Linked DNA regions of Homo sapiens: region 2 is linked to region 1. A link is a loop called in an ENCODE intact Hi-C map of the cell type or tissue named here. Cell type or tissue: heart left ventricle. All regions are shown on one strand. Links, peaks and the distances in the headings refer to the core of each region. The heading gives the core; the rest is flanking DNA.

Region 1 (11,663 bases), core at 2,152-10,151:
TCCCTTTCAAGTAATTCTCTCCATCTGCTCAAACAGTATCAGTCTTTGCTGCTGAAGTCTTGAAGGCAGGTAGCAGTTGATTAAGTTTTGCTTTGCTTGATTTTTAAAAAACATTTCAAGATAAAAATGTTAAATGCTTCTCTCATTTTGTTTTTAAGAAAGAGAGCTTAAAAACCTCAATGGTTTTCCTAGTTCTGGTTCATAAACATTTACTGAATGCTTATGCTCTGGCATATTCCGAGGCTCTGTGTTTTGGTCCTGGGGATATAAACATAACTGTCATGTGGCCTCTTCCCTCACAGAGCTCATAATTTAGGAAGGGAGACAGATGAGTAAATAACTAACTACAATCCCGCTTGATAAATGCCACGTTAGAGGTTGTGAACATAGCACCATGGGAATACCAGCGAGTGATTGATTCAAGGGAAGGGGGATGGGGCTAGGGATCAGGAAAGCCTAAGCAGCAGAATTGACATTTGAGTTGAACCTTAGGGGAATGAATAGAATTTTGCCAGATGGACAAAGGGGGTGGGGGTGGGGACACTCCAGACTCATGCAAAAACATGAGAGTGTGAAAGTTTTGCCTTTGTCTGAGCGGTGGGGAGCAGTCTGGAGGGCCGAAGTAGGGTGTGGAAGCGGGGATGTTGAGGAGATGATGTCGTAGAGAGATCGTAGCCATGTTGTAGCTTCTGGGGAGTCAGGGAAGTTTTTGAATAGGGAAGTGATAGGGTGAGATCTCTGTTTTAAGAACAATAATTCTTGCAGCAGAGTGTAGGATGATTTGAATGAGGGTAACTGGGGACAAGGAGACCGATCAGAAGGCTGTAACCATGTTGTACATGAGAGGTGATGGGTGTCTGAGCCAAGGCAGTACCAATGGGGAGGGCAGTCAGGGCTTGGATGTGAGAACCATCTCTGAGGGAGGCCTTGTTTGTTGATGAGATGTGGTTAGAAGGGAGACCAAAAAAAAAAAAATGGCTTGGATGACTTGGGAATACAGTGATGCTGCTCACCAAAATAGAGAGCGTACGAGAAGAAGCAGCTTATGGGGTGAGAGTCATGAATTTGATTTTGGATATGTTGAGTTTGGGGAGGAATACCCAGTTGGAGATTTTTAAATGAAAAGACACAAATGCAGATAAAGAACCTGTAGGGAGATATTATGGGTAGAGACAAATTTGTAAGTCTGTTTAGCACCGTGATTTTCAATCAGGTAAGGGGTGGGAGGACGTGCTTTGCCTGAATGTTTTTATATGTGGGGTTTCTTTTTAACTATTTGTGTGCTACTCCCCCCAAACCCTCCAGATTCTGGTATTGTCCTGCTAGGAAGGAGAGCACGTCCCTCCCCACCCCTAGTTCAGAATTCACCACCATAATGACTCAAGGGAATGTGTCTGATTTCATATGTGCTGGGCATAGAATGAATGTCTTTAAGCATTGCTAGCATTTATTCTTTTTTTTTTTTTTTTGAGACGGAGTCTCGCTCTGCCGCCCAGGCTGGAGTGCAGTGGCACGATCTCGGCTCCACTGTAACCTCTGCCTTCCGGGTTCAGGCGATTCTCCTGCCTCAGCCTCCCGAGTAGCTGGGATTGCAGGCGCCCACCACTACGCCCAGCTAATTTTTTGTATTTTTAGTAGAGACGGGGTTTCACCATGTTGGCCAGGCTGGTCTTGAACTCCTAACCTCGTGATCTACCCGCCTCGGCCTCCCAAAGTGCTGGGATTACAGGCATGAGCCACCACGCCTGGCTGCTAGCATCTGTTCCTACAGCCTGAAGCCCCTAGCACAGATAGACTTGCCCAGAGAAACACAATACCGTGAGAGGAGCAGATCTAAGTCGAATTCCCAAGGAACCCACATTTCAGAGGCAGATGGGGGAAGAGGTACCTGCAAATTATAGAGAAGGAGCTGTCAGTGGGAGAGAGTGGTGTGGAGGAAGCCAAGAGAGGAGAGGATTCATGGAAAGGGGGATAATAAGCTTAGCTGTGACACATGAGGCCTGGAAGAGGGGTCTGGTAAGGCCTGGAGGAGGGGTCTGGTAAGACCTGGGAAGAGTGTTTGGCAGTGAGGAGGCTGTGAGTGAGAAGATTTTGGTCGTGCAGGGGTAGAAGTTGGCTTGCAGTGGGTTGAGGAGTGAACGGGGGTCAGGAAGTGGAGTTGGTGAGCATAGGTTATTCTTCATGGAAGTTTGGCTGCAAATAGGAGAGAAAGTCATTGCTTGAGGATTTATAGGATGGAGAAGAACTAGTAGAAAGTTAAAATTATGAGATCCTGGGATAATAGGAGGATAAGTTATTAGAACAAATGGAGGGTCACTGTAGCTACCTACCTCGGAATTAATTCTAAATCTAGCCCCCCCAAATTTTGCCCACTCTCCACTCTTACATCACACATGTTTATGTGGTACACATTCCTGGTCCTGGAGACTCATTCGTGTTTTTGCCTTTTCTTGGAATGCCTTACCATCTCTTCCTTTCTTCACTAAACCTCACGCATTCTTCAAGGCTGCCTTAAGTCTCTTTGCCTTTTTTTTTTTTTTTTTTTTTTTACAATAGGGGTCTTGCTTTGTTGCCCAGGCTGGTCTTGAACTCTTGGGCTCAAACAGTCCTCCTGCCTTGGCCTTCCAAAGTGCTGGGATTACAGGTGTGAACTACTGTGCTCAACCTCCTTACCTTTATGAAACCTCTGAAGTGGTAGAAAGGAAATGCCTTGGGTTAAGAATCACAAGATGTGGGCTGAACCCTTAGCTCTGCCACTAGGTGGGTGGCCCTGAGGAAGCCACTGGATGTCTCTGCCTTAGTTTTCTTGTCAGTAATACCTGTGCTGACTTACACACAGGGCTGTGTGCGATTCACATGAGATAATGTTTGTGAAATGCCTTTGAAATCACAAAACATATTATAGCACCAATGTGTGATACTGTAATTTCCTGACAACTCTCCTTATTGATTTCATTCATTTATTTATGGGTTTTGCTGAAAAAATAATTAATTCCATGTTTTTCTTTCAGTGTCCATTATGCCAGCCATAATGTGATAAAGGATGGAGTGATAAGACCTAGTCCCTGCCCTTGTGGAGCTTATAGTCTAGCGTGGGAGACAGAAAACAAACAAATGCATAATGGCTGGTGACTTCAGTGCTATAAAGAAAAATTAAGCAAGATAAGGAGGAGTGGGGTGAAGGAGTGACAGAGACAGATGTTATTTTAGATGGAGGAGTCAGGGAAACCTCTCTGAGGAGACAACATTTGAGAGGAGATTGAAAAAATCTAATTCACAATTTGCAACAATAGGAAATCATCTTTTGCAGGATTAAAAAGAATATCTGCTTTCTCCCACCAAGATGAGTCTTCCCCACTTACTCCCCAATGTCACTAATAACAAGGGTATCATATCCTCAAGTGTTGGGCCAGAAAGAAGGTTGAAAACCATTGGCCCACTTAGTTTGCTTGTTTTATGGGTGAGAAAACCAGAGCTGAAGAGGTTTTTGGAATTGCCCAGGAGGGATACAAAGCTAGATGCTCTCTTATTTTAACTAGTGTGCTTCATGTTGGTGAGTTTCTCATTTCAATTTGATTATAAACTCCTTGAAAGCAAGAATTATGTTTTCATATTATTTTTCGTATTTTCCTAGTACCTAGAACAGTAATAATAGGCACCACCCCAAATGTTAAATTGAACATAAAACCAAATGAAAAGAGAATCGGGTGTACATCCAGGGATACCTATGATCTCATGATCTTACCTGCTTTTCTGAGTGAAGGTCAGTGAGTGAAATTGCTGGATTTCCTCATAGGTTTGGGGCATCAGGAAAGTAGAAACACCAAACAAACCAGAGAGAAGTGGAGTTAGACAGTTCAGCCTTGGGAATCAGATAACCCTGGGAAATCCTTTCTATATATGTCTGTGGTGATGTATGTTTGATATTAGTATTAAATTGTGCCCATATTGTCACTTTTATTTTCTAACAGGTGTTTATTTTCTAACAGGTGTCTATATATATATATATATATATATATATATATATATATATATATATGACTGTGGTTCTAATGTGTCATTTTTGAGATTGTGAAAAAAATATTTTTACATTTTTTCCCCTTGAATAACAGCTTTTTAAAAGCATGCACTAGGGCTCACAGGAGCTACCAGTGACTGGTTCCAACATTAAGTTCAGAGGAGCAATAACACCTCAGGGGCAATATACTCATTTTGATGGTCATAGCTGGTTACTAATGCACTTTCAAAGTATCTTTACATACCTCTGACCCACTTGCATTTGCAGTAAACCATGGACAAATCCTGTGTAATTCCTGATTTGAAAAGTGGCTCTTGCAAGATGATATGAGAGTTGGGATAGGCTTTGAATGTGAATTTTCTTCTTTCCTTCCCTTTCCTATTGCATTCTTCCCCCTTCTTCGAAGGTACGTGAAATTGAATAATTATTATAGAGAAGAAATCCAAAATCTTGACATCTTGGCTATTTGGTGCCAATGGCATAAAGTAAGGCTTCCAGCTGGGCACAGTGGCTCATGCCTGTAATCCCAGCATTTTGGGAGGCCAAGGTGGGAGGCTTGTTTGAGCCCTGGAGTTCAAGACTAACTTGGGCAACATAGCGAGACCCCATCTCTACAAATAATAAAAATAATTAGCCAGGTGCAGAGGCACGCACCTGTAGTCCCAGCTACTCAGGAGGCTGAGGTGGGAGGATCCCTTGAGCTCTGGAGGTCAAGGGTGTGGTGAGAGATGATTGTACCACTGCACTCCCGCCTGGGTGACAGAGTGAGACCCTGTTTCAAATAAATGAATGGATGAATGAATGAATGAGAGAGAGAGAGAGAGAGAAAGACTTCAAAGAAACACACCTGTCGTTTTAGTAAAGTGGAAGAAAGTCATACTTCTGTTTGGCATGCTAATTAGTATACTTGAGACCAACTCTGTGCTTAAAATCTTAGTCTAAGGAATCAAAAATTTTCTTCCAGTTTTGCCTGGGTTTGTCTCTTGCTACATGAAATAGTCTTCCAAAGGCTTTAAAGTTCTAAACTAAAAGTGAAATTAATATAGCTTTTGTGATATACAGATTTATTTAAAATTTTTTAGTGCCTTCTGTGTAAAAAAATGCAATAATTGGTATTATGATAGTAGTTAACATCTTCCAAGTACGACATTAGACAGTTTGCACACATTTTACACATTGTTTCATCCCACCAGAATGCAAACAGCACCGATAACAAGAATCTATGCTTTGTATGGGTGGAGATTTTGGTCCATTTGTCTATATTCTATTTTTTCTTCATGCCCATTAATGAGAGCAATGCCGACTATATAATAACTACGAAGTAAATGTTTTTGGAATGAAAAATTATTGAATCCTCCAGCTACTTTCTGTTCATATGTTGCCAGTAGGTGATATGCTATTAGCTGTTCACTCCATATTGTGGGACAGCGTGTGTACAGCGAAGGGTGATTTTCAGTTTCTGCCTTCTGTCTAGTGGATATGCACCTTATCTATATAAAAGGTTAAATAATAGGGTAGCAATTGTTTCTGGATGATATGGGAGATGTGAACAAGGCTAGAAGAATTATAAATAATGGAGATATGAGTGAATATATATAAATCACCTGGAGCCGTGTCTGTACAGGGCAAATGCTTACTGCATGTTAACTGTTGTTATTGCTATTGTAACATCATTGTCATCATTTTGTTTTTTGTTTGTTTTTGTTTTGTTTTTGAGATGGAGCCTCACTTTGTTGCCCAGGTTGGAGTGCAGTGGCGCAATCTTGGCTCACTGCAACATCCGCCTCCTGAGTTCAAGCAATTCTTCCTGCCTCAGCCTCCCAAGTAGCTGGGATTACAGGCGCCCGCCACCATGCCTAGCTAATTTTTGTGTTTTTAGTAGAGACAGGGTTTTACCATGTTGGCCGGGCTGGTCTGGAACTCCTGACCTCAGGTGATCCACCTGCGTTGGCCTCCCAAAGTGCTGGGATTACAGGTGTGAGCCACCGCACCCAGCCTATCATTTTGTTTTAATTGACATATAATAATTATACATATTTATGGGGTACATAGTGATGTTTTCATACATGTAATATATAATGAGCCAGTCAGGATAATTAGCACATTCATAATCTCAAACATTTTTCATTTCTTTGTGTTGGGAACATTCTATATCGTCCTTCTAGCTACTGGAGACTTTATTGTTAACTGTAGTCATCCTACAGTGGTGAATAGAACACTCAAACTTATTCCTCCTGTCCAACTATAATTGTGTGTCCCTTAACAAATCTCTTGCTCTCCCCCTTCTCCCTACTCTCCCCAGTTTCTGGTGTGCTCTGTTCTACTTTTTACTTCTATGAGATCAACTTTTGTTTTTAGCTTCTGCGTATGAGTAAGAACATGCAGTGTTTAGCTTTCTGTTCCTGGCTTATTTTACTTAATATAATAACGTCCTCCAGCTCCATCCATGTTGCTGTGAATGGCAGGATTTTATTCTTTTTTATGGCTAAATTGTATTCCGTTGTGTATGTATACCACACTTTCTTTATCCATTCATCTGTTGTTGGATAGGTTGATTCCATATTTTGCCTACTGTGAATAGTGCTGCAGTAAACATGTGGGTGTGGATATCTCTTCAAAATACTGATTTTCTTTCCTTTGGATAAGTGCCCAGTAGGGGGATTGCTGGATCATATGGTAGCTCTAGTTATAGTTTTTTGGGGAACCCCCATACTGCTCTCCATAGTGGCTGTACTAGTTTACATTTCCACCATCTGTGTATAAGAGTTCCTGTTTCACAACATCCTCACAAGCATTTATTTTGTGTTTTTGATGATAGCCATTCTAAGTGGAATGAGATGATACCTCATTGTGATTTGGATTTGCAGTTCCCTGACGATTAGTAATGCTGAGCAATTTGTATATATTTGTTGGCGCATTTGTGTGTCATTTTTTGAGAAATGTCTGGTCAGATCATTTGTCTGTCTTTCACATATTTTGTGTATCTTTTTTTTTTTTTTTTTTTTTGGAAATAGAGTCTCACTATGTTATCCAGGCTTAAGTAATCCTCCCACCTCAGCCTGAGTAGCTGGGACTATAGGTGCATGCCACCATGCCTAGCTCATTTGCCCATTTTTCCATCCAATTATTATTATGATTTTTGCCATTGAGATATTTTGAGTTCCTTACATATTTTGCATATTAATCCTCTGTTGGATAAACAGTTTGCAAATATTTTCTCCTATAGATTGTCTTTTCACTCTATTGACTGTTTCCTTTGCTGTGCAGAAGCTTTTTAGTTTGTTGTAATCTCATTCGTTTCTTTTTGCTTTTGTTGCCTGTGCTTGTGAGGTCTGACTCATAAAATCTTTTCCCAGATCAACATCCTGAAGTGTTTTCCTTGTTTTTGCCTGGTACTTTTATGGTTTTGGGTTTTACATTTAGGTCTTTGAATCATTTTGAGTTGATTTTTTCCTTAGGGTGATAGATGGGTGTCCAGGTTCATTCTTATGCATGTGCATATTCAGTTTCCCAACACCATTTATTGAAGAGACTGTCTTCCCCCAGTGAGTATTCTTGGCACCTCTGTTAAAAATGAGTAGGCTTGGCTGGGTTCACATCTGTGATCCCAGCATTTTGGGAGGCTGAGGTGGGCAGATTGGAGTTTGAGGCCAGCCTGGGCAACATGGTGAAACCCCGTCTCTACAAAAATTATCTGAGTGTGGTGGCGTGTGCCTGTAATCCCAACTACTCAGGAGACTGAGGTGGGAGGCTCACTTGAGCCTGGGAGGCACAGGTTGCAGTGACTCAAGATTGCATCACTGCACTCCAGCTGGGTTATAGAGTGAGACTCTGCCTCGGAAAAAAAAAAAAAGATCAGTTGGCTCTAGATACATGGATTAATTTCTGGGTTCTCTATTCTGTTCCATTGGTCTGTGTGTTTGTTTTTATGTCAGTATCATAAAAACAGCATTGTAGTACATTACTACAGCTTTGTGGTATATTTTGAAGTCTGGTAGTGTGATGCCTCCAGCTTTGTTCTTTTTGCTTAGGATCGCTTGTCTCTTCAGGGTCTTTTGTGGTTCCATGCAGATTTTTAAGATTTTTTTCTATTGCTGTGAAGAATGTTATTGGTATTTTGATAGAGATTGCATTGAATCTGTAGATTGCTTTGGGTAGTATAGTCATTTTAACAATATTAATTCTTCCAATCCATGAGCATGAAATAACTTTGCCTTTGTCTGTATCCTCTTCAATTTCTTTCATCAGTGTTTTGTAGTTTTTCTTTTAGAGATCTTTCACCTCCTTGGTTAAATTTATTCCTAGGTAATTTTGGCGGGGGGATTGCTATTGTAAATGAGATTGTCTTCTTGATTTCTTTTTCAACTAGTTCATTATTTATAGAAACACCACTTACTGATTTTTGTATGTTGATTTTGTATTCTGCAACTTTACTAAATTTGTTTATCAGTTCTGAGAGGTTTTTTTTTGGTAGTCTTTAGGCTTTTCTCTCTATAAGATCATGTTTTCTGCAAACAGAAACAATTTGACTTTCTCCTTTCCAATTTTAATGCCATTTATTACTTTCTCTTGTCTGATTACCATGGCTAAGACTTCCAGTACTGTGTTGAGTAAGAGTGATGAGAGTGGGCATCCTTGTCTTCTAGTTCTCAGAGGCAAAGCTTTCACCTTTTCTGTATGATGTTAGCTGTGGGTTTGTCATATATGGCCTTTATTGTGTTGAGGTACTTTCCTTCTATACCTAGTTTATTGAGAGTTTTTAATTGAGATGTTGAATTTTATCAAATTTTTTTCTGCATCTATTCAGATTATCATGTGGGTTTTGTCCTTTATAGTTGATGTGATATATCACATTTATTGATTTGTGTATGTTGAACCATTCCTGCATTCATTGGATAAATTCCACTTGATCATGGTATATTATCTTTTTGATGTATTGTTGGATTTCATTTGCTAGTATTGAGGATTTTTGTGTGTATATTTATCAGGGATATTGGCCTGAACTTTTCTTTTTCTGTTGTATTCTTGTCTGCTTTTGATATCAGGGTTATTCTGGCCTCTTAGCATGAGTTAGGTAGAATACCCTCACTTCAATTTTTTGGAATAGTTTGAGAAGAATTGGTATGCATTTTTCTTTAAAGGTTTGGTAGAATTCAGTATGAAAGCCATTCAGTCCTGGACTTTTCTTTGTTGGCAGATTATATTATTGATTCAATCTCATTACTTGTTATTGGTCTGTTCAGGTTTTAAAAAAATTTCTTCTTGGTTCAATCTTGATAGGTTGTATGTGTCCAGGAATTTATCCATTTCCTCTAGGTTTTTTAATTTATTGGTGTAGAGTTGTTTGTAGTATCCTGTAATGATTCTTTGTATTTCTGTGGCATCCATTGTCATGTCTCCTTTTTCTTGCCTGATTTTATTTGTTTGAGTCATCTCTCTTTTTTTCTTAGTCTAGCTAATGGTATCTCAATTTTATCTTTACACAAAACCAACTTTTATTTTGTTGATTTTTTAAATACATTTTTTATTTCAATTTCATTTATTTCTCCTCTGATCTTTATTATTTCTTTCCTTTACTAATTTTGGGTTTGGTTTATTCTTGTTTTCCTAGTTTCCTTGAGATACATTGTTAGGGTATTTGAAATCTTTCTAGTTTTTTATTGTAGGCATTTATTGTTATACACTTGCCTCATAGTACTACTTTTGCTGTGTCCCATAGGTTTCGGTATGTTGTGCCTCTATTTTCATTTACTTCAAGGAATTTTAAAATTCCATTCTTAATTTTGTCCTTCACTCACTGGCTGTTCAAGAGCATGTTGTTTAATTTCCATGTGTTTGTATCATTTTGCATGTTCCTCATGTTATTGATATTTTCCACTGTGGTTAAATAGGATACTTGGTATGATTTCAATTTCTAAAAAAATTTTTGAGACTTGTTTTGTGTCCTAACATATGGTCAGTCCATGTTCTATGTGCTGTTGACAAGAATGTATATTCTGTAGCTGTTGGGTGAAATGTTCCATAAATATCTGTTAGGTCTGTTTGTTCTGTGGTGTAGTTTAAATATGATGTTTCTTTGTTGATTTTCTGTCTGAATGATCTGTCCAATGCTGAGAGTGAGATGTTAGAATCTCCAGCTATTACTCTATTTGAGTCTATCTCTCCCTTTAGAGCTAATAATGTTTGCTTTATATATCTGAGTGCTCTGGTATTGAATGTGTATATATTTACAGTTGTTACATTCTCTTGTTGAATTGATCCCTTTATTATTATGTAATGTCCTTCTTTGTCTAATTTCACAACTTTTGACTTGAAGTCTGTTTTGTCTGATATAAGTACAGCTACTCCTGCTTGCTTTTGGTTTTTGTTTGCGTAGAATATCTTTTTCCATACCTTTGCTTTCAGTCTATGTGTGTCTGTAGGTCAGGTGAGTTTCTTCTATGCAGCATATAGTTGAGTCTAGTCTTGTTTTTTTTTTTTTAATCTAGTTATCCAGTCTATGTCTTTTAATGAGATATTTAATTCACTTACATTCAAGGTTATTATTAATAGGTGAGGACTTATCTTGTCATTTTATTGTTTTCTGGCTGTTTTCTATATCCTTTGTTCCTTACTTCCTCTTACTGTTTATTTTTGTGGTTGGGTAGTGTTCTGAAGTGATAAGGCTTGATTTCTTTCTCTTTTTCCTTTGTATATTGGCTCTACCAGTGAGTTTTATAGTGTCACATGTTTTTATAATGGCTGTTATGATCTTTTCACTTCCAGATGTAATACTCCCTTGAGCACTTCTTGTAAGACTGGTCTAGTGGTGATGGATTACCTTCGTTTTTGCTTGTCTGTGAAAGATTTTATTTCTCTTTCATTTCTGGAGGATATCTTTGCTGCATGTAATATTCTTGGTTGGCAGATTTTTTTTTTCTTTTAGTACTTTGAACATAAAATCCTATTCTCTCTTGGTTGGTAAGATTTCTGCTGAGAAATCTGCTATTAGTCTAATGGGAACTCCCTCATAGGTGATTTGATGCTTTTCTCTTGCTGGTTTCTTTTTGTCATTGTTGTTTGTTTGTTTTTGAGATGGAGTCTTGCTCTGTTGCCCAGGCTGGAGTGCAGTAGCGTGGTCTCAGCTCACTGCAACCTCCGCCTCCCAGGTTCAAGTGATTCTCCTGCCTCTGCCTCCTGAGTAGCTGGGATTACAGGCACCTGCCACCATGCCCAGCTAATTTTTTTGTATTTTTAGTAGAGACAGAGTTTCACCATGTTGGCCAGGCTGGTCTTGAACTCCTGACATCGTGATCTGCCAGCCTCGGCCTCCCAAAGTACTGGGATAACAGGCATGAGCCACCACATCCAGTCCTTCTCTTGCTGTTTTTAGAATTCTTTGTCTTTGACTTTTGATAATTTGACTCTAATGTGCCTAAGAGGGGTCCTGTTTGAATGGAATCTATTTGGGATTCTTTTAGCTTCCTGGATCTGGAAGCTCCCAAGACTTGGGAAGTTTTCAGCTACTATTTCATTCAATGTTTTCTGTACATTTGCCCTTCTTTTCTCTTTCTGGAACACCTACAGTGTGAATATTTGTTCACTTAATAGTGTCCCATGAATTCTGTAGGCTTTCTTCATTCCATTTTACTTTTTCTTCCCCCCA
Region 2 (8,000 bases), core at 1-8,000, 340 kb after region 1:
AGGCTGAGGCAGGGGGATTCCTTGAGCCCAGGAGTTTGAGGTTGCAGTGAGCTATGATGGTACCACTGCACTCCAGCCTGGGCAACAGAGCAAGATCCTGTCTCAAAAAGTATATATAATAATAAATATTTAAAAAGCAGTTGGTTCCTACTACTTCCCAGACCCCACCCTGTGCTCAAGAAAAGAGAGGCGGTTCAGCCAGTCCCCACTGCTCATCGGTTCAGCAGCCTGGCACTGAAGCTCAGGCTTCCTCTTTCTGAACAAGGCCAAACCATGGACCAGGAGTCCCTAAGAGGAAGGGACTCACTTCCCCTGGTGAGTGACCATGAACCCCACTGACTCTAGCCACCATCTGATTCTTTGCGGTAAAACTCTGACTCCCTAGATTCTAGATGAGCTAGGACTTGAGGCTTGGTGGATGGACATGGGCTACTCAGGCCGGGGGCAAATCTGAGAGGCACCGGAGGCATCCTCTGCTCCTTTAGGAAGAACAAGTGGGGGACACAGCCCTCAATTTGGGGTCAAATCTTGCTCCCAGGCAACTGTATTAGCAACAACAAACCATAGGTGCCCTGTCACAATGGGTTATTAGGAAGCTGGCCCTAAAAAGCCACCTGGTCCCAGCAGGAACATCCTGGAGGCAACATCTGAATGGTCCAGTCTAATCCTGCAAGTCCACAAATGGAGCCGAAGCCAATGGCCACAGAGTCATTGTGACCACCCAACCTCAGTGCCTGAGGTCAGCCTGGCTCTGGGATGCACACACAGGGCCCATGGCTGCCCAAGCTGGGACAAAACAGGGCACGAGTCCCCCAGGCACTGTCTGGGCACCTGTAGCTCTTCCCTCGGGAAGAGCAAGCGAAAATTCCAGGATGGAGCCCCAGGTTGTCCAAGGAGGGACAATGCTCTCGCCAGGCATCAGCCCGCCCTTTGTTAGAGGAGGAGAGAAGGCACAGGCTGGGAAATGAGAGTTCCCAAGGCTTCAGCCTCTGATTCAGAAACACCAGCTCTCGTGTCTAGGCTTGATTTTTCCACCTGGGAATTTGAAATGTTGGTTCCAACCATTTCTGAGCAACCTGAGAACTCCTAATTCCCTGACGGGAGACCTCAGCTTTCCCCCCATGTTTTCCGAACCCCAGATTTCCTCCCAGCTGTCTAAAAATGTTCACCTTGCAGAATCTGGATGGACAGAAGGATTTTGACAAACTGTGAGGCTGACAATTGGAGGTTGTTGTGAAGCTATTTCAACCTGCTCTGCCCTGGATGGGTGCTGAGCCCCCTCTACCAAGGCTTGGACCCTGGTCATTTGCTATTAGCGAGCCCCTGCGAACAGCTGTACGGAACGCCTCAGGGTTGCTATCATCCTTCATTAGGGACACAGGTGCCGTGCATGGAAGCCCTGCCCAGCTCCTCTCGAAGGCCCTGGGCTGTCCGTCCTTTCTGTTCTGAACCCACCAGGGGCAGGGGGAATGCCGGCATTCCGGCAATAGTGACAACAGCACTCCTGGAATGGGCCCACCCAGATCCAGGGTCCAGGTGGACAGTGAGAATGGGGCCAGTGCTGAGGAGAGGGGCTTGCTTTTCCCCAGAAACAGGAGACTCAGTGTTTGTCAGGATAGACAGCCTCAGACAGGCTGGCTCTGCTGAGCCCCCAGTGGCTTCTGCAAGAACTCTATGAGCTTGGGGGGTCTCCCACGTGGACTCACTGAGCATGAGGCCTTGAATGCAGGAATGCACATTGAAGACAGAACCCACTGAATGGGCCAGGCGCGGTGGCTCATGCCTCTAATCCCAGCGCTTTGGGAGGCCAAGGTGGGTGGATCACCTGAGGTCAGGAGTTCAAGACCAGCCTGGCCAACACAGCGAAATCCCATCTCTATTAAAAAGACAAAAATCAGCGGGGCATGAAGGCTTGCGCCTGTAATTCCAGCTACTTGGAAGACTGAGGCAGGAGAATCACTTAAACCTGGGAGGCAGAGGTTGCAGTGAGCTGAGATCGTGCCACTGCACTCCAGCCTGGGCGACACAGTGAGACTCAACCAACCAAAAAAGGAACCCACTGAACATCAGTGACTAGCATCCTCAAAAGCTCACTGTCCCCCACAAAGCCAGAGACTTGAAAAGCAGGGTGCCCCACACATACTTATGCAGGGGGCGATGGGAGAGCGGCTCTGCTGGTAGCCTTTGGCGCAGCGGTTGCAGGTGATACCCGTCACGCCGTCCTTGCAGGGACACTGGCCGGTGGTTTGGTTGCAGGTTTTGCCAGCAGCACCCACAGGGTGGCAATCACAGGCTGCAGAGAACACAAAATGGGAGGGTCAGACAAGGGGGAAGCGGCCAGTGCATCCCCGCAGAGCCTTCCCTACCCAGGGCTGCCTCCATGGACCCTGCCCTGGAGGAAGAGCAGCGATGGGGAGCAGGCCCAGCCAAGCCCAAACGCACTCCGGAAGCTCTGACACTGGCCACCCACCTACCTGGAAACGGAGAATAAAAACCAAAATGGACCGACCTGAAGAGACTGCTTTGGCAGCAGGAAAGTGAAATGCAGAAGCCCTTTGGAAGCCCAGGAGGAAGGCTTTCAAATACCTTCTCGGGAAGGCAGAGCCCGTAGCCCTCATCACGCCTGGGTGGAGGAGTCAGGATCGGGGGATACACCTTCCCTTGACAGGGTCGGCTTATGCGTTTTCACTCTGTCCTCAACCAGCTCCCTGCCCCCAAGTTTTCTTGCCAACCCAGGGCATGGGAGGAGTGGGGTTTGAGGCCTGGTGAAGCTCTGGGGTTTGCCAGGTTAGAGGGAGTCACAGGGAGGGGTGGCTCCCCCAGCTGCTGCCCCCCAACACCTGACCCTACTTTGCAGCCAGGCAGCCTTCTGAATCACAAAACCCATAAACTGTAGCACTAGAGAGGGTCACGGTGATCATTTAGCTTAAAGCCCTGATTAAATGTGCAAACAAAGACGGGAGAGGTAAAGGAAACTCCCAGAGCCTCACAGGAAGGGAACGGCCAGGCTGGGAGCTGAAGCAAGGCCCGGGATTCTCAAGCCAGCAACTACGGCTCCACAGAGCAGGCCCCCCACCCTCCTCCTGGGCTTGAAAGGGTGGAGAGGTGGGGTTGCCCACCCTGTCATGCTTCACGGAGGCTCTGTCGCTGTGTCCCAAGAAGCCAATTCTGGTAAGAGAGTAGCCACAGGACCTCAGGAGGATGTCCCACCAACACAGATGCTCAGGGCAAGAACAGCTATACCTGTAGGCACAGGACACCAGCGTTCCCTGCTAAGTCCTGCCTCCCTGAAGCTAGGCGGTGGCCTCAGAGTGTGGTGGGGAAGGGGAACACCGAAGGAAGAAGGCAAATGTCCTGCCCATGCCCCATCCTGGAGGCTGGAAGTGGGGAGTCGTCTGCAGTAAGGCGTCCGGCAGCAATTCCAGGTGTCCCCTCGTGGCTGCTAATCTGTTCCTCCTCCAAAAGGACCAAAAAACCCAAGAATGCAAGTGAGAGCAGAGGCTCTGAAGCAGCCAGATTAGAACTTCCCAGCAAGCACTGCTGGGCGTGAGCACGGGAGTCTGTGGCTCAAAACACGACCTCTCCCAGCCCAGCCGGCCTCGGGCCCAGGAGTGGCCAATGAGGAGAATTAGGAAGAGGAGGGAGGGAGGAAGGTGGAGAAGAGAAGAATGTGAGGAATTGTTTGTTGAAGTTGTGTCTGGACATGCAAAACCTCCTGGAATCACTCAGAGTGAGGGTCCCAGGGCTGGGGGTGCCCCCATCAGGTGGGAGGAGGGTGGGGGCACAGGCCCTGGCACGGGGGCAGCCTACAGGGCTCCCTGCCTGTAGGCTGATGGAACTGCTCCAGTCTTGCTGCTGCTTCTTATAGATAGAAGTAATGCTGGGTTGTTTTTCTTTTCTTTTGAGATGGATTTCACTCTTGTTGCCCAGGCTAGAGTGCAATGGCGTAATCTCGGCTCACTGCAACCTCCGCCTCCCGGGTTCAAACGATTCTCCTGCCTCAGCTTCCCGAGTAGCTGGGATTACAGGTGCCCACCATCACACCCAGCTAATTTTGTTGTATTTTTAGTAGAGATGGGGTTTTAACACGTCAGCCAGGCTGGTCTCGAACTCCTGACCTCAGGTGATCTGCCCGCCTTGGCCTCCCAAAGTGCTGGGATTACAGGCGTGAGCCACCGCGACCAGCCAGAAGCAATGCCTTTTGTTAGGAAATTGTCTTCTTAGATGTACCCTAAATTCAAGTTCATTCTCTGTTGTTTGTCTCTCTCGACAGTAAGAAAAGATCCAGCCTTGACGGCCCATGGAGACGTGCAGAAGAGGCGGCGGCGAGGAGGGGAGGCTGGAGAGGGTCTCTGACCTTTCCCTATGGTCTCTTAAATTCGTCCATGGTAGGAAGGGAGATGGAGCATGGGCAGTGCCTCTAAGTCGGCCGTGCGAATGCAAAGGGCCACAGCACAGGCTCCTACTGTCTTCGAAGCCCCTGATGCAAGCGTGAGCATCAGGGCCTCAGGCCGGCTGACCTCCCTTAGCCAGCTGGTAATCCTAAGATTCATGCCAAGACATTCTCCCCTCCGAGCTGATGGAACACAGCTGTGCACCAGTAACTTCTGGATCCTTGGATTTGGCTGAAGGGAGGTCACCAAAGGTTGCTCGGTCACTGCACGTTCAGAGCCAAGTCACACGTGGACACCCTCATTGGCCCAGGTTGTCTTTATCTTGGCAGCGGCCGACCCAGAGCAGACTCTGGGTGGAGTCAGGATGGTGCATTGTTCTCCCCCACAGCCGGTGACCCGCTTAGCTGCCTGGGCTGGCACCAGCTGAGGTCTGGCGGAGTGAGGGCCGTCCCCGGTAATGGCAGGGCCACTGTGTCTGCTGGGTGCGGCAGACGCTTCCTAAGGGCCCACTCTTTGGTTCAACATGAGCTGATGCTTGCTCCTGGGTTTCCAAATCTTTCTGAGATTCTGCAAGAATCTGACCTATTCCTCTGGTTTATGGAGGCAGCGGGCTGACTTGTGTTTCCCCACCAGCAGATCATTGTTCTAGGAAGGGAGGCAATCAGGGTCCCAAAGGGGCTGCCCAAGGCAGAGTATTCTTCAGCAGTAGCTGCCCCGTGCCAACTCCTGCAAACTCCTTAGCACATCCACACTCTCTCATACGTGTCGAATCCCTTGGTCCTTGCGACAGCCCTCTGAAATGCGCGTGACAGCACAGAGGAGGCCAGGGACCAGAAAAGACAACTGCAGGAGAAAGCTGGGGGCTGTGCGGAGAGGTGGAAAGAGCCTGGATCTCTGAGGGAACTACCCTTTCTAAATGGCCCCCTTTGTATTTCTTGTTCTGCAAGGAGAAATAAGCTCCTATCTTATAATATGATGTGGGTTTTCTGTTACCTGTACCCAGTGCAATCCTAACAGACTTGCCTGGAATTCATTCTCAATCTCCAGCCAAAGGAGATTACCCAAAGAACTTTTCCTAAAAATTCACAAATCGAGATGGCCCCCATTATACCCTGTGCAAAGTCTGAGTTTCAAGGTGTAGGGAGAGTTGACAGATGGCAATGCCATACTATGGCCTGGAAAGGGAGAATGTGACTGGCAGTGCCAAAGGAAGAGAGGCTGAGCCCAAGGGAAGACTCAGGCCCTGGCCTTGAGGAAGAGGAAGTCAAAAGCATCCTGCTGTAGTCCCTTGACCCTGAAATATACACAGACACAGACACATCAAAGTTCCTACTAACACACAGAGACTCACACATATTCCCAGAAACACACAGATACAAGCAGACTCCTACTAATTCTCCCTCCCTCGCTCTCATCTACATACATTGACTCACAAACACACGGATTCTTATCTACAAACTCACCCACGCACAGACATATACTCAGATCCACAAAGCCACACACACAGACACAGACACACAGGGCCACGGGGGGGCAGGGGAGGGGAGGTGTGGAGTGAGCTGGGGAGAAGGTGGCAGTTAGGTGAGTGGAGGTCTTTTCCTTTGCAGGGGAGGTGGTGGGGGTGTCTGGTGAGGGAGACAAAGAGAGAGCCTCCCTAATTCCTCTGAGAACGTGGTCTGGGTCAGAACATCTTCCGCCATAGGAAGCCGCTGGGTGGCTCCCATGTCCCTGGAAGTCAGCCACTTTTTTCAGAGGGAGGTCAATCCCTTCCATGGCAGGTCACCCCGTGTGCAAGGAGCAGGCAGCACCTGGCCATGGGAAACAATCAACCCGGGGATTTTTTCCATAAAGAGAAAGGTGAGGCCAGACGGAAGCCCAGGTCCCTGAGAACACGGCAAGATCAGGTTTCCCATGAAACCGCAGGCTGGAGAGCCTCCCAGTGAAGCAGAGAACCCACGCGGTCCTTGCTCTGGGTCATGAGACAGGGACAGACAGCTCAGGTGACCCACGCGCTTTCAGACAGGTAAGAGGGGATCCAGGTCTGGCGCCCCACCCTCCCAGTGACCCTGGGTTAGTGCCTTTCTCTCTCTGGACCACCGGTGGCTCACCTGTAAGGACAGAGGTCTCCCTCTAAAGTCCCACTGAAGTGACTTACAACTTAACAGGCTAAGGTTTTTGCCTCCCTGCTGGGTCCAAAGGAACCAGGGCAGCAGCCCCCACCCTTTGACCATCGCCCCTTCTGCTGCCGTTCCTCAGTGTCTTGGCAAGAGGGCAGGGGAAAGGGCTCCTGTTGCAGGGCACACCGGGCCTTCCGTACACCCTTACTGCTGGCCCTGCCTGCACCAGCACCCACCTGCATGGTGCCAGAATCTTGTTGAGATTTGGTTTGTCGGTGAAGAGAGGGAGTACCCAGGGACTTCCGAGAGCCCTGGCAAAGCTGACCTGGATGGCAGGTGGTTCTCATCGTCAGTTTCTTGTGCCCAAGTAGCTGCCTTTTCCCACTCCCTCTGACACTCTCTGAAGGGATCCCTGAAGGCTCCTGGGCTCTGCCAGGGAGGAGACACACTCCTGAGCCTGGCACCCTTTCCACTGAAGCACATACTAAGGCTTTCCAGAAGTCTGTCCTGGGCTCCTATCCAGAGGTCTGGCTACTTTTCCTGAGGACTCTGGCTCCAGGGGCTCTTGAGGTCAGGCAGGACCTTCAAATGGCAGTGATCCAAGGCCACGTGCCCATAGAGGACAGGAAAGCCAGCTGGGCATGAGCTCCTCTGGAGCAGCTTCAGGTAGGACAGGGGAGACAGAACAGCCACAGCCCCACCCTCACTTCAGACACCACCACAGCCACCACCCAGGCCTCTGGCCAGTCCTGAAGTTCCGCTTCTGGCCTGACCTTGTGCTATGGGCTAAACTGTGTACTCCCTGCCACACACAATGCTGATGCGGAAACTCTAATCCCCAGTACCTCAAAGTTGGATGTATTTGGACATAGGGGCTTTAAAGAGCTGATTAATTTAAAGTGAGGTCACTGGGGTGGAACCTGATCCAACATGACCGGTGTCCTTATTAGAAGAGGGCATCGGGATACAGATGAGTGCAGTGGAAAGACCCTGTGAAGACACAGGGAGAAGACGGTTATCTGCAAGCCAAGGAAAGAGGCCTGGAGCAGATGTTTCTTGGAACAAAACCAGCCCTGCTGACACCTTGATCTTGGACTTCCAGCCTCCAGAACTATGAGACATAAACTTCTGTTGTTTAAGCCAATCAGTCTGAGGCACTTTGCAGCCTGCACTGACTAACACACCTGTGTGGAGCCTCAGGTAAGCATCTTCTTCTCCAGGACCCTCCTAGGCCTGTCCTGTACTCATGGGAAGGAAGACTGCCCCACCACTCCACCAATCAGCTCTTTCATCCCCTGGCTCCCTGTGGAAGTCACCACCTTTGCTGGAAGAGGAAAACCTTCTCCATGGCAGGCCATGTCTCTGAGGGTCCCCAAAACCCCCACAGGCCAGCAGAGCAGCTCTCAGCTTCCATGATCTTTAGAGCCCCTGCTGGCTCTGATTCCCAACAGGTCTCACAGCTCACAGACCATCTGAGGGCTGTTCTCAA

The links. Peaks named below come from ENCODE experiments on the same cell type or tissue, not always from the same donor. Only the 100,000 strongest peaks of a DNase experiment are listed, where the experiment ranks them.
Region 2: a loop joins it to region 1, with 2.3 times the contacts of the local background. A loop is called at or near these places in 3 of 110 quality-filtered maps.

What each region holds. Positions count from the first base shown.
Region 1 is chr17:9,508,675-9,520,337 of GRCh38, reverse strand. The region is part of intron 4 of STX8 (syntaxin 8); the gene reads left to right. Among named protein-coding and RNA genes, the nearest start is that of STX8, 61 kb to the left of the region's middle. In heart left ventricle, for the core only: no CTCF peak of the experiment used is centred there; no DNase peak of the experiment used is centred there.
Region 2 is chr17:9,174,100-9,182,099 of GRCh38, reverse strand. It overlaps NTN1 (netrin 1), which reads right to left. Exons shown (of 7, transcript NM_004822.3): 4 at 2,144-2,293. LOC101928266 (a long non-coding RNA gene) reads left to right here and starts at 2,982. Exons shown (of 4, transcript NR_110828.1): 1 at 2,982-3,171; 2 at 4,274-8,000. RefSeq lists an enhancer at 1,503-2,004. In heart left ventricle, for the core only: no CTCF peak of the experiment used is centred there; a DNase peak (open chromatin) is centred at 4,779.